2 separate regions of the Mus musculus genome follow, and region 1 is linked to region 2. A link is a loop called in an ENCODE intact Hi-C map of the cell type or tissue named here. Cell type or tissue: left cerebral cortex. All regions are shown on one strand.

Region 1 (5,000 bases), 290 kb after region 2:
CCCAGACCACCCAGGTCAGTGGGGAAGGAGGACAAGAGTCAAATGACTCAAAACCTTCACAAATTAAATGAAGGAAAAGCATGGGAGAGAAGGAGAAAAGAAAAAGCGTGATTTAAAGACTCTGGCTCTAAGCCGGGCGTGGTGACGCACGCCTTTAATCCCAGCACTCGGGAGGCAGAGGCAGGCGGATTTCTGAGTTCGAAACCAGCCTGGTCTACAAAGTAAGCTCCAGGACAGCCAGGGCTATACAGAGAAACCCCGTCTCGAAAAACCAAAAAAAAAAAAAAAAAAAAAAAAAACAAAGACTCTGGCTCTAAACCTGAAATAGTTAAACATACCTATACTTCCAGGACCCAGGAAGCTGAAATAGGAGAATTGTGAGTTGCCAGCCTGGGCCACACAGTGAGTTCCATGCTAGCCCGGGCTACATATCAAGATTCCAGTTCAAAATATCCAAACAAGGGGCTGGGGAGATGGCTCAGCAGTTAATAACACTGGATGCTCTTCTAGAGGATCTGGGTTCAATTTCCTAACAACCACATTGTAGCTCACAATTGTCTGTAACCCCAGTTCCAGGGAATCTGACAACTTCTTCTGGGTTCAAAGTGCATCAGACATACACATAGCACAGAGACATACATGCAAATAAAACACATACACATATAAATATATTTAAAACAAAAAACCAACAAAACACTGAACCAAACCCCTCTAGTTTTACAGTCTGTTGACAGCTGATGGCAGCAGACACATCTCCTTAGCTATCAACACTGCCATGTTGCCAAAAGTCTTAGGCAGAGCTGGATGACTTCCTACTCAAGGAAAGGGAAAGTCAAGTGTCAAGACAGAAAGGACAGTAAAACTAAGAGGTGTGGGATATGAGCATCTAGTTCTCTGACAAGCCTCCTCCTCCTCCTGCTCTCCCCAGACTCATGCTCACTAAAATGGACTATGATCCAAACATAGAAAAAGGGAATGCTAGGCCAACTGACCTTGAATGCTATTGGCCTTCACAAGGTGGGCACAGTCCATCAAAACCTCCTTTGGAATGTCTTCTATCTTCTCTCCCTGCAACACAAAATAAACCAAATAATCCTCTTGGTTACTGATGGCCACTGGAGCACTCGCAAGGCATGTGCTGCCTTACCGGCTGGACACGGGCTTACAGACAAGCAGGGGCTCTCCGGGTGGACTGCAGAGCACTGAAAGATGAGGGACATTTACCCACCACAGAATGGTACCTGAACTAGGAGAAGGCATTAGCAGAAAACTATACTCAACACATTTTAAAAACCATGTTGAAGATATTAACTGCAGTTGTGTCTCAGTGGTTTCTGCCATCCTCATTCATTTCCGGAAAGCTTGGGGGGGGGGGGCACGGTGTCCATTCTGAGATCTAGACACCTTCCTGGCTGAGGTCCCTGTAACCTTCCTTTGAAACAGATAATGGCCTGGAGCTCTGAATCCCAAATATCTCCCCAGCCGTCTACCTCCCAGCCAAAATCCGGGTGAAGTTCTTGTGTTCTTCATCTGTTGTGCTGCTCCCATGGGAAGATAAAGTAGCCAGTGGAGGCTGCAGCAAAGCAGCAATGGATGGGCGAGCTCACACAAGTGAGCCTAGGAACTCAGGTTTGCTTTGAGTCACTTTACACCAGTGAGCCAAAAACACTCCCAAATGTCATGGCTTTTCTATCCAAAATGGCCGTGTAGCAGTGAACACTGCCGGAGAGTCTGCATCGTCACGCTTCGTGTTGGATTCAAACCACAATGAAGGCACACAGTGCCTGCCAGATGCCACTCTGCAAAGCTTCAGCATGTGCCAGGTCCTAACCTTCACAATGACTCAATAAAGGAAGAGTTGGTCCCTTCTACACAGGAGGAAGTAGGCAGTTATGTGCTACAGAGTCAGGATTTCAGGCTGTTCTACAAAGCAAGTTCCAAACCAGCCACAGTGACAAAAAAAAAAAAAAGAAAAAGCCAAAGTCAGGTGTGGTGGTGCATGCCTGCCTACAGTCCCATCTACTCAGAAACTGAGGTAGAAAGGGCTTTTGAACCCAAGAGTTCAGGATCAGCATGGCCAACAGTGATACTTTCTTTCAAAACAAATAAGCATTTCTAAATAAGGGTTTATAATGCTGAAAAATTGCATACAATCTAATCCTGACAAAGTAGCTTTCCTACTAACTGTGCCACTATTATCAGCTCACTACAGGCAATCAAAATAACAAACAAGAAAACAACATAATATCCAGTTTACAAACCACGACCCTAAAAAGTAATCTGACCAACCTGGGCTACTGTGGCTGTCGGTATCCCAAGGTTAAACAGTGTAAATGCACCCCAGATGTACAGACAGAATAGAAATGACAGCTTGAGCTGAACTTTCAGTAACAATGTTTTGGATGGAAATCACAAGGCAAAAGATCAAAAAATCGTTACACCACTGTCCTTGGGTTCTCAGCTGCTTAAAGCCTGAGCTGCAGTATCACAACCTGGCAACTGCGGGTTTCTGAAACTCACAGTGGTCCCAAATTAATTTATAACCAAACCCTTCTGGCATCACTTCCCATGTTGCCCAGTGACTTCACTGCAGCCTCCATTCTGAACACACAACAGGTGCGACCCACCATACAACTTGAGGGCAAGGAACGCTGCCAGAGGCTGCAGCTCAGATTTAAGAGATCTCATGTTATAAGTTACTGTCATGTGTGCTTGTAATCCCAGCATTCCGAAGGGGGATCACAAGTTCAAGGCCAGCCTGCTCTACTTAGCAGGTTCCTGACCAGGTCTTCACAGCAAAACTTTATTAAAAACTTTTTTGGACTGGGCATGGCGGCACATGCTTTTCAATCTAGCACTCAGGAGGTAGAGACATTAATGGGAAAACTGCTCAAATCAACTCCAGAACTTAGTTGGCCTGCTGTTTGAGATCCCCGCCATGTAATGTGAGATGCTAGCAGCAGCAGGGAAGTCATTTGACCTTTGTAACGTTCTAAAACCCTGTAAGTCCAAAGTACATATTTTTTAAAACATAATACATACTATGTAGTTTAACTATTGAAAATACAGATACAAGCAAGTTAGAAAGAAATAGTGGTGCTGCGTTCCCAGGGCACATGAACTCTTCGTTCCTGCATCGCCACCGTGTTTTAGACTGTCCAAAGACACTCTGATAAGGGGAACAAGTGCCCTCGTGAGCCAGGTGAACTGAGTGTGTCGGAGAAGCAGCCACTAGAAATAGACGTCAGCATCAGATGAACTGAGGGGGACACAAGCAGAGGGGATAGGTAATGCACCGAGCTGGCTAGACAAGGCAGGGCTTCCACCTGGGAAATCATCCAGAATTTTCCATAACAATTTCTAGATAGGAGGAAGACATTTACTAACTAATCTTTATGACTTTGAACACATTTATTATTTAAGCAACTTAATCACACAAAAAGAATATATGATGTTCATCTATAAAGGGAAGGTCATGAACTCACGCTTACATTCAGTTACCTTTTGTAATCGTAGGTACACATGGGCCGAAGAGAGTTTGTCCACGTGAAACCTACAAAGAAGGAAACCACTTTTAGCAACAACAAGACAACCATGTCTTCAGCCACTTGCACTGAAAGCATCTCATTCCAAGACAGTATTCTCGGGGACTTATCACACGTGAAGCTCTATGGAGAGTATCAGACAGTCACCATCGCCAAAGGCTGCCCAGCAACCTGGAGAGGCAAGACAAACTTGAGAGCTGTGTAGCTGTGCCTGGCTATGAGCCAAGGTGAGTCAGATAATAACTATGAAACATCCTGGGTAGACTGCAGCTTCAAGCAACAAGAAGAGCTATCAGTGACCAAAGGCTTTGTGGAAGAGCTGAGATTTGGCTGACCCGACCAAAGCACAGGCCAAGAAGGAAAACAGGGCGAGAATTTCAGATGAGAAAGGATGGAAGACGTCAGTGAAAGCCCACTGTGTTGCCCACCTGGGAGCTTTGCAGGACTGCAGTCTGGAGAAGAGGACAACATGGTTTCTGATACCTCCAGGTTTCAAGTGATGGCAGAACAATCAAGACCAAGTATCGAGTGCAGAATCAGAAAAGTTAGCTCACTAAACAGGCTACATCATTAAATGAACCAGATGAAGCAGACTAAGAATTCTTCCAACCTCACACCCTGCCACACACACACTGATGATGATATCAACACACATCCCTGGATGAACATAGTCTCTATGGTACTGAAACTGTCTGGAAATCATTTGGAATGCCCCACAGCACACCCCACCCCCTTTTCCCTTGAAGTAGGGCCTCATTACAAAGTCCTGGTTCTTGCTATGTAGACTGAACTAACTTTGAATCCACAGAGAACCTCCTGCCTCTGCCTCCTAATGCTTTAATTAAATTCTTAAATTCACTTTTCTTTAGAGTTTGTACTGATTAGTTTTATGTCAATTTGACACAAGCTATGGTCATCAGAAGTTCAATTGAGAAAATGCCTCCAAAAGATGGCACTGTAGGCAGTAAGCCTGTAGGGCATTTTCTTAACTAGTGATTGATGTGGGAGGGCCCAGCTCATTGTGGGTTTGGCCACCTCTGGGCTGGTAGTCTTGGGTTCTATAAGAAAGCAGGCTGAGGAAGCCAGTAAGCGCACTCCTCCATGTCCTCTGCATCAGCTCCTGCCTCCAGGTTCCTGTCCTCACTGCTTTTGATGGTGAATGTTATACTGAACTGTAACTGAAAGAAACTCTTCCCCAAGCTGCTTTTGGTCATAGAGTTTTATTGCAGCAATTATAACCCTAACTAAGATGGGGTTCTTATCGTACATCAATTTAATGCAATCTTTTAAAACTGATGTGACATTTTTCATTCATATAATTAGCTAAATAAAGCTGATTCACTTTGCAGCACAGAGATGGGTCTAGAATTTAAGCATCAACAATGACCAAGGCTATGCACAACTGACAGACACTGCGACCCTGTTAACTTTAGTGGGTACTGTTCCTAACAAGGT
Region 2 (5,000 bases):
TAATGCTGCAGTGCTTTAATACAGTTCCTCGTGCTGTGATGACCCCCGAGCAGAAAGCTATGTCATTGCTATTTCATAACTGTACTTTTGCTACTGTTATGAGAATAATGTAAATATTTTTGGAGATAGAGGTTTGCCAACAGGCTGTGACCCAGAGATTGAAAACTGCTGATGTAAGGGAAGCCATTTTAGACAGTAACACACTAACCACAGCTGGCCAGGTGCCGCCAAGTACCTTAGTCACCATTTGAAGCAGAGAAAGCCATCTGACCACCAGACCACAAATGTGTGATAAATGGGTCATTGCTTTATGCTTGTGAGCTCTGGGGTCATTTGCCAGGTAGCACAGACTCTAAGCCACTCCTAGGAGATGGACCTTGGAGCTGGGCATACCTGGGTACCCCCTTGTCCTATGATGAAGGGAGCCGATTCAGTGAGCTGTCTTGTAAACCTGGGACTATGAGATGCTTGTTCCTAGAAAGGCATCCCTTGGTGCTGTGGGTGAAAAGAACAGTTGAGTAAGAGACTGGCCAAACAAAAGCCAGCCCCCGGAGAGAGCAGCCTGCAGTACCACAGCTGCCTCACCTCTTAGGTGACTACTGATCATGACCCATGAATTTAGCATCTTGCCGATAGATAATGAGGGTCCTAGAAGGGTCTGGAGACTGCACAAGTCTGCCAATTCCTACTATGGAAGACTCACCTGCTTTAGCCAGACATTGGTGGTCATCATTTGATTCTTCTCATCCTGGGGTAGCAGAGATAGAAAGTAAAATAGTTGGGGTATCTGATGAACCATCCCAGAAGACAGAGTGTATAGGAGGCACTTTGAGGATCTACTCATAGGACACTCAAAGCCCAGCCACCCTTCCTGTCACCAGTACTCTGATTCCTCAGGGTCACCCAATCACAGAGGAGGGGAGTTGAACATGTGTTTTAGACAACCTATGCTCTTGGGGGCTCCAAGGAATGGGAACAAAGGGACCATGGCAACACAACAAGGTAGCTGCATGCTGTGTCCAGGGTGGGCTTTGAGGGCTGGTGGGAGAAGGGCTGAGCTGAATCCAAGGAGGACCAAGAGAGAGATCGTGTGGGCTGGGGGCGGGGGGGGGTGGGGTGGGCGCTGATTAAGGGAGTGCAGCATGAAAAGGCAGGCCCACCACATCTATGAGCTGTGCAATGGATAGTCCAAAGCGCACGATGACCACATCGGAAGTGTTGGGCACTGGCCGTGCCCAGCGATTGTAGCCTCCAAAGAGGTGTTTGAACAGGCGGTCCTCGGCATGGGTGTGCGAGCCTTGCTGGGCCAACACTGTGAGATAGGGACAGAAAAGAAAGAGTGAGTCTGCATGAAGTCAAGGAGGTGAGCCTGTGGCTTTCCCTTCACCTCCCATCAAATGGGCAGCACTCCACATCATGTAGCCTCAGTACAGGGGTTACATACATAAGAAGCCCATCACAAACCCCATAGATTAACGCAGATTGGTGCTTAACGCAGCACCAATATGGCACTCTGTTTGCATAATAACGCATCAGGCAAACAGCAAATACTCCTGGTGTCTTCCTGACTTTAAGTCAGGGAGTGAGGGTTGCCCCAGCTGAGCAAAAAAAGCTCAGACCTAGAAACCAGTCTCAGCCAGAACCAAAGAGCCTCAGGTAGTATGGGGCGACGGGGCGGGGTGGAGGGGTGGTGTGATGGGAGATGGCTGAGAGGGGCTTCACCCACTGCTATGAGCCTGGCTGACAGTGAGATCTTTTTTCCTTTTCATCCACTTTTACAACGAGCTACTAATGCCCACGAGAACATCTCCCACGCAGGGTACCACCCTAAGTTCTTAAATCATCAGCTCTGACCAGTTCTCTTCAGCTGTGCAAAGCTCTGCAAAACTGTCTGCTGGGATTGATTATGTCTTTTGCACTGTGTTTTGCATAATAACTTCTCTCCACTCAGGGGCTCTGCTGTCTGAGCAGGCAAAGAACTACCTTATAAAAGACCAGACAAATCTTCAGCTGCCATTGGAATAGAAAGTACAGCCATGACCATAGCTACTGTGTGCATACCCACCTATCTGCCCTAGCCTGTGTGCTACGTGTAAGCTTCCCTCATCCCCACAGTGATCTTGAGTGCTCTATGATGCTGTTTGCATGTTGAGGTCAGGAACTCTGAAGCTTGGGACATTCTAAGGCAACAAAGCTGCTAGTACTAGAGTTGAAACAGCCTTTTATCTTCACCCTGTGGTGCTGGCCATCCAGCCAATGACCTTAAGTGCCCCCTGTACCCTTGAGAATGATATGAGCTGGCCTTCAGGGGAGTCTACTCTATAGCCTGTGGGCACACGATGGTGCGATGAAGTCCTAGTGGTAGTGGTGGTACCCACTCACCTGCTGGCATCAGAAGCAGACACCAGAGATAAAGATGTATCCAGAACTGGAAAGCAGGATGGGAGGGGGCCATGGCTTCAGAGGGTCCTGGTTTCTGTTGGACTACAAGGAGCTGGCTTCTTCAAGGCCCTGTCTCTCTGCAGCTGAATAAACAAGGGAAGACTCTTAGGGCCAAGTGATGTGACATCTAGTGTCTTTGTCTTTCGTATTCCATAACGGTTTAGAAGCGAGAAAATGGCTGTCAATGGGCCTGCCTGGTTTATGGGGCACCTAGGCTGCTCAGCTTCACGGAGGAGATAGACTTCCCCTTTTTTTGAGAGCCATTGGATTGTTAGCCACTTAGCTAACTAGCTAAGACATGACTGACCTTCACAGAGGAAGGTGCTAGCCTCCCTGCCATCGTGGTCTCAACTTTTCATCTATAAAGTGGGGCTAACCACATTGGACAAGGCGTTCAGCAGCAGTATTTGACTACTAGCGACAATGACCCAAAGATGCAGGCAAGCAAATGCCATCAGTGTTGAGCGATGGAGTGACGGACAGCATACCAAAACAATGAAGGCATCAAAAGGAATCAAGTACTAACATGACATTTGCAGTTGCTGGAATGGACTTTAAAAGCTTGCTATGTGAGAGAAGCCAGCCACATACTGAATGAGTCTGTTGACAAGTGACCTCTGGGACTTGCTGGCCACCCAGCCAAACCTACTCATTTGAGCCCTAGTCCCAGTGAGAGACCCTGTCTAAAAAATAAAAACAACACCTGAAGAACATCTGAGGCTGGGGCCTCTGAACATATGTGCACATATGTGCAACTCCACACACATGCACCTGGACACACACACACAGAGTTTAAATATCCAAATGTCCGTGTGCGGTACCCTGTGTATATGGACTAGAGATAGAACACTGGCTCTTAGCACAGACATGTTATTTCCCTTTGACCGTAATGAGAATGTTCTGGATATTCTGAGATGTTTTGGAATGGTGATAGGCACACTGCATTCCTAAAACTCTGAATGCCATTCATAGTTTAATATTGTGTGTTCTTAACAATGGCTTCACAAATATGTGTAAGAAGATGAATTAAACATAGAACTGGCCACATTCATGCAGGAATCGGGAACCATCATTGTTACCAATGGATCTGTGAAGCTGTTTTCCCATCTTCATCCTTTAGTCTATCCTACACTGTCCCAAGTGACCCAGCCGAGAGTCTAGCCCCACCAGCTGCTGCTGTCTCCCCTCCAAACTGTCACTGTCCTGCACTGTGTTCCTTACCCCATCCAGAGTCTGCAAGCGTGACTTTGAGTCCAGGCCATATCATTAACAGCTCTGAGAGTTCAGCTTATCTGTAGGGTAGCTATGACCTACCTCCCAGAACAGGTTCATAGTCCAGTGGAGTCATAGGAGTCTGTATGTGAGCTCCAGAACACTGAGGAGGGGGGCCAGGCACTGGGTTGCTCTGTGGATGTCAGTGCCCTGTGACCCAATGGGAACACATAGTGACTGTCTATGCCAAGTAGAGAAAGAGTGAATGGGGGAACGCCAACATGCTGCAGTGTATGGGACATGTTTACTACCATAACTGATAGCTCCAGGGTGTGTTTGGTGGAAAAGCCTCCTCACCCCTCCCCCTGCTCATGAGATTTCAGTTCAGAGGCTTATTAAAATTTGAGATTTTCGGCCCCTGACCCACAGCCCCACCACCACCACATTCAACCTCTCCACACAGCCAGATCCTGCACACACACACACAGAGAGAGAGCCGTCTCAACTGATATTTTTACAATGGAACTCTTGCTCAGCCTGCTCTCTTATAGAACTCAGGACTATCAGCCCAGGGATGGCACCACCCACAATGGGCCCTCCCACTTGATCACTTCCAGGGAAATTGATTAGAACCAGCTTGTTCTTTTCTTTACATTTTCCCCTGTGTGCCTGCAGTCACCTGTGCTCTCTGGGGGCCTAGATGAGAGGCACTTTTAACTTAAAAAAAAAAACCAAAACCTTTTTATTGGTTCTTTGTGAATTTCACATCATGTACCCAAGTCCCACTCATTTCTCCATCCCTTCATACTTGCCTTCCACCCTTGCAACCTCCCCCCACCACAAAAGGAAAGAAAAAAAATCTTCTGGAAGCTGCACTGTGTCACGGTGTGTCCTGCAGTATACCCTTTGCCCACACTTGTGTGCTTGCATGTGTTCATTGCAATGAGTCATTGGTTTGAGGCCTCTGGCTTCTGCTACATTATCAATACCGGAACCTCCCTGGGACTCCTCTCGGATAACCTGTCGTTGCCTGTGTGATGGAGATCTTGTAGTTTTGGATCTGTCTGACGGGTCCCTTGGCAGGCTCTAGTGGTTCATGGATGGGGTAGATGTTGGGGTGGGCCAAGTCAAAGCCCTGATCTGGGCCTGAGAGGTATCTGAGCTGGCCAGCCTGCCTGCTCTCCCTCACCACACACCAGGCTTTCTATTCCTGCCCCGGGCTAGGTCATCCAATGCCACCACCAACAAGGAGCAAAGCCAGCTCTCCTGCTCTTGTGACCTCAGGGCGACTCACCTGCAATACCCACAACCAGGCACAGCTCTACTTTGCTGCCCAGGTGCAGGTA

The links. Hi-C counts contacts between places; a loop is a spot of excess contacts. Peaks named below come from ENCODE experiments on the same cell type or tissue, not always from the same donor. Only the 100,000 strongest peaks of a DNase experiment are listed, where the experiment ranks them.
Region 1: it touches region 2 in a loop (5-fold over the local background); 7 of 42 quality-filtered maps call a loop at or near these places.

Annotation. Positions count from the first base shown.
Region 1 is chr14:65,850,170-65,855,169 of GRCm38, reverse strand. Ccdc25 (coiled-coil domain containing 25) reads right to left here. Exons shown (of 9, transcript NM_145944.5): 4 at 3,502-3,553; 5 at 993-1,068. Among named protein-coding and RNA genes, the nearest start is that of Ccdc25, 15 kb to the right of the region's middle. In left cerebral cortex, no CTCF peak of the experiment used is centred here; no DNase peak of the experiment used is centred here.
Region 2 is chr14:66,139,669-66,144,668 of GRCm38, reverse strand. Chrna2 (cholinergic receptor, nicotinic, alpha polypeptide 2 (neuronal)) reads right to left here and starts at 3,709. Exons shown (of 7, transcript NM_144803.2): 1 at 3,664-3,709; 2 at 2,383-2,525; 3 at 1,161-1,312; 4 at 704-748. The coding sequence starts at 2,455. In left cerebral cortex, no CTCF peak of the experiment used is centred here; no DNase peak of the experiment used is centred here.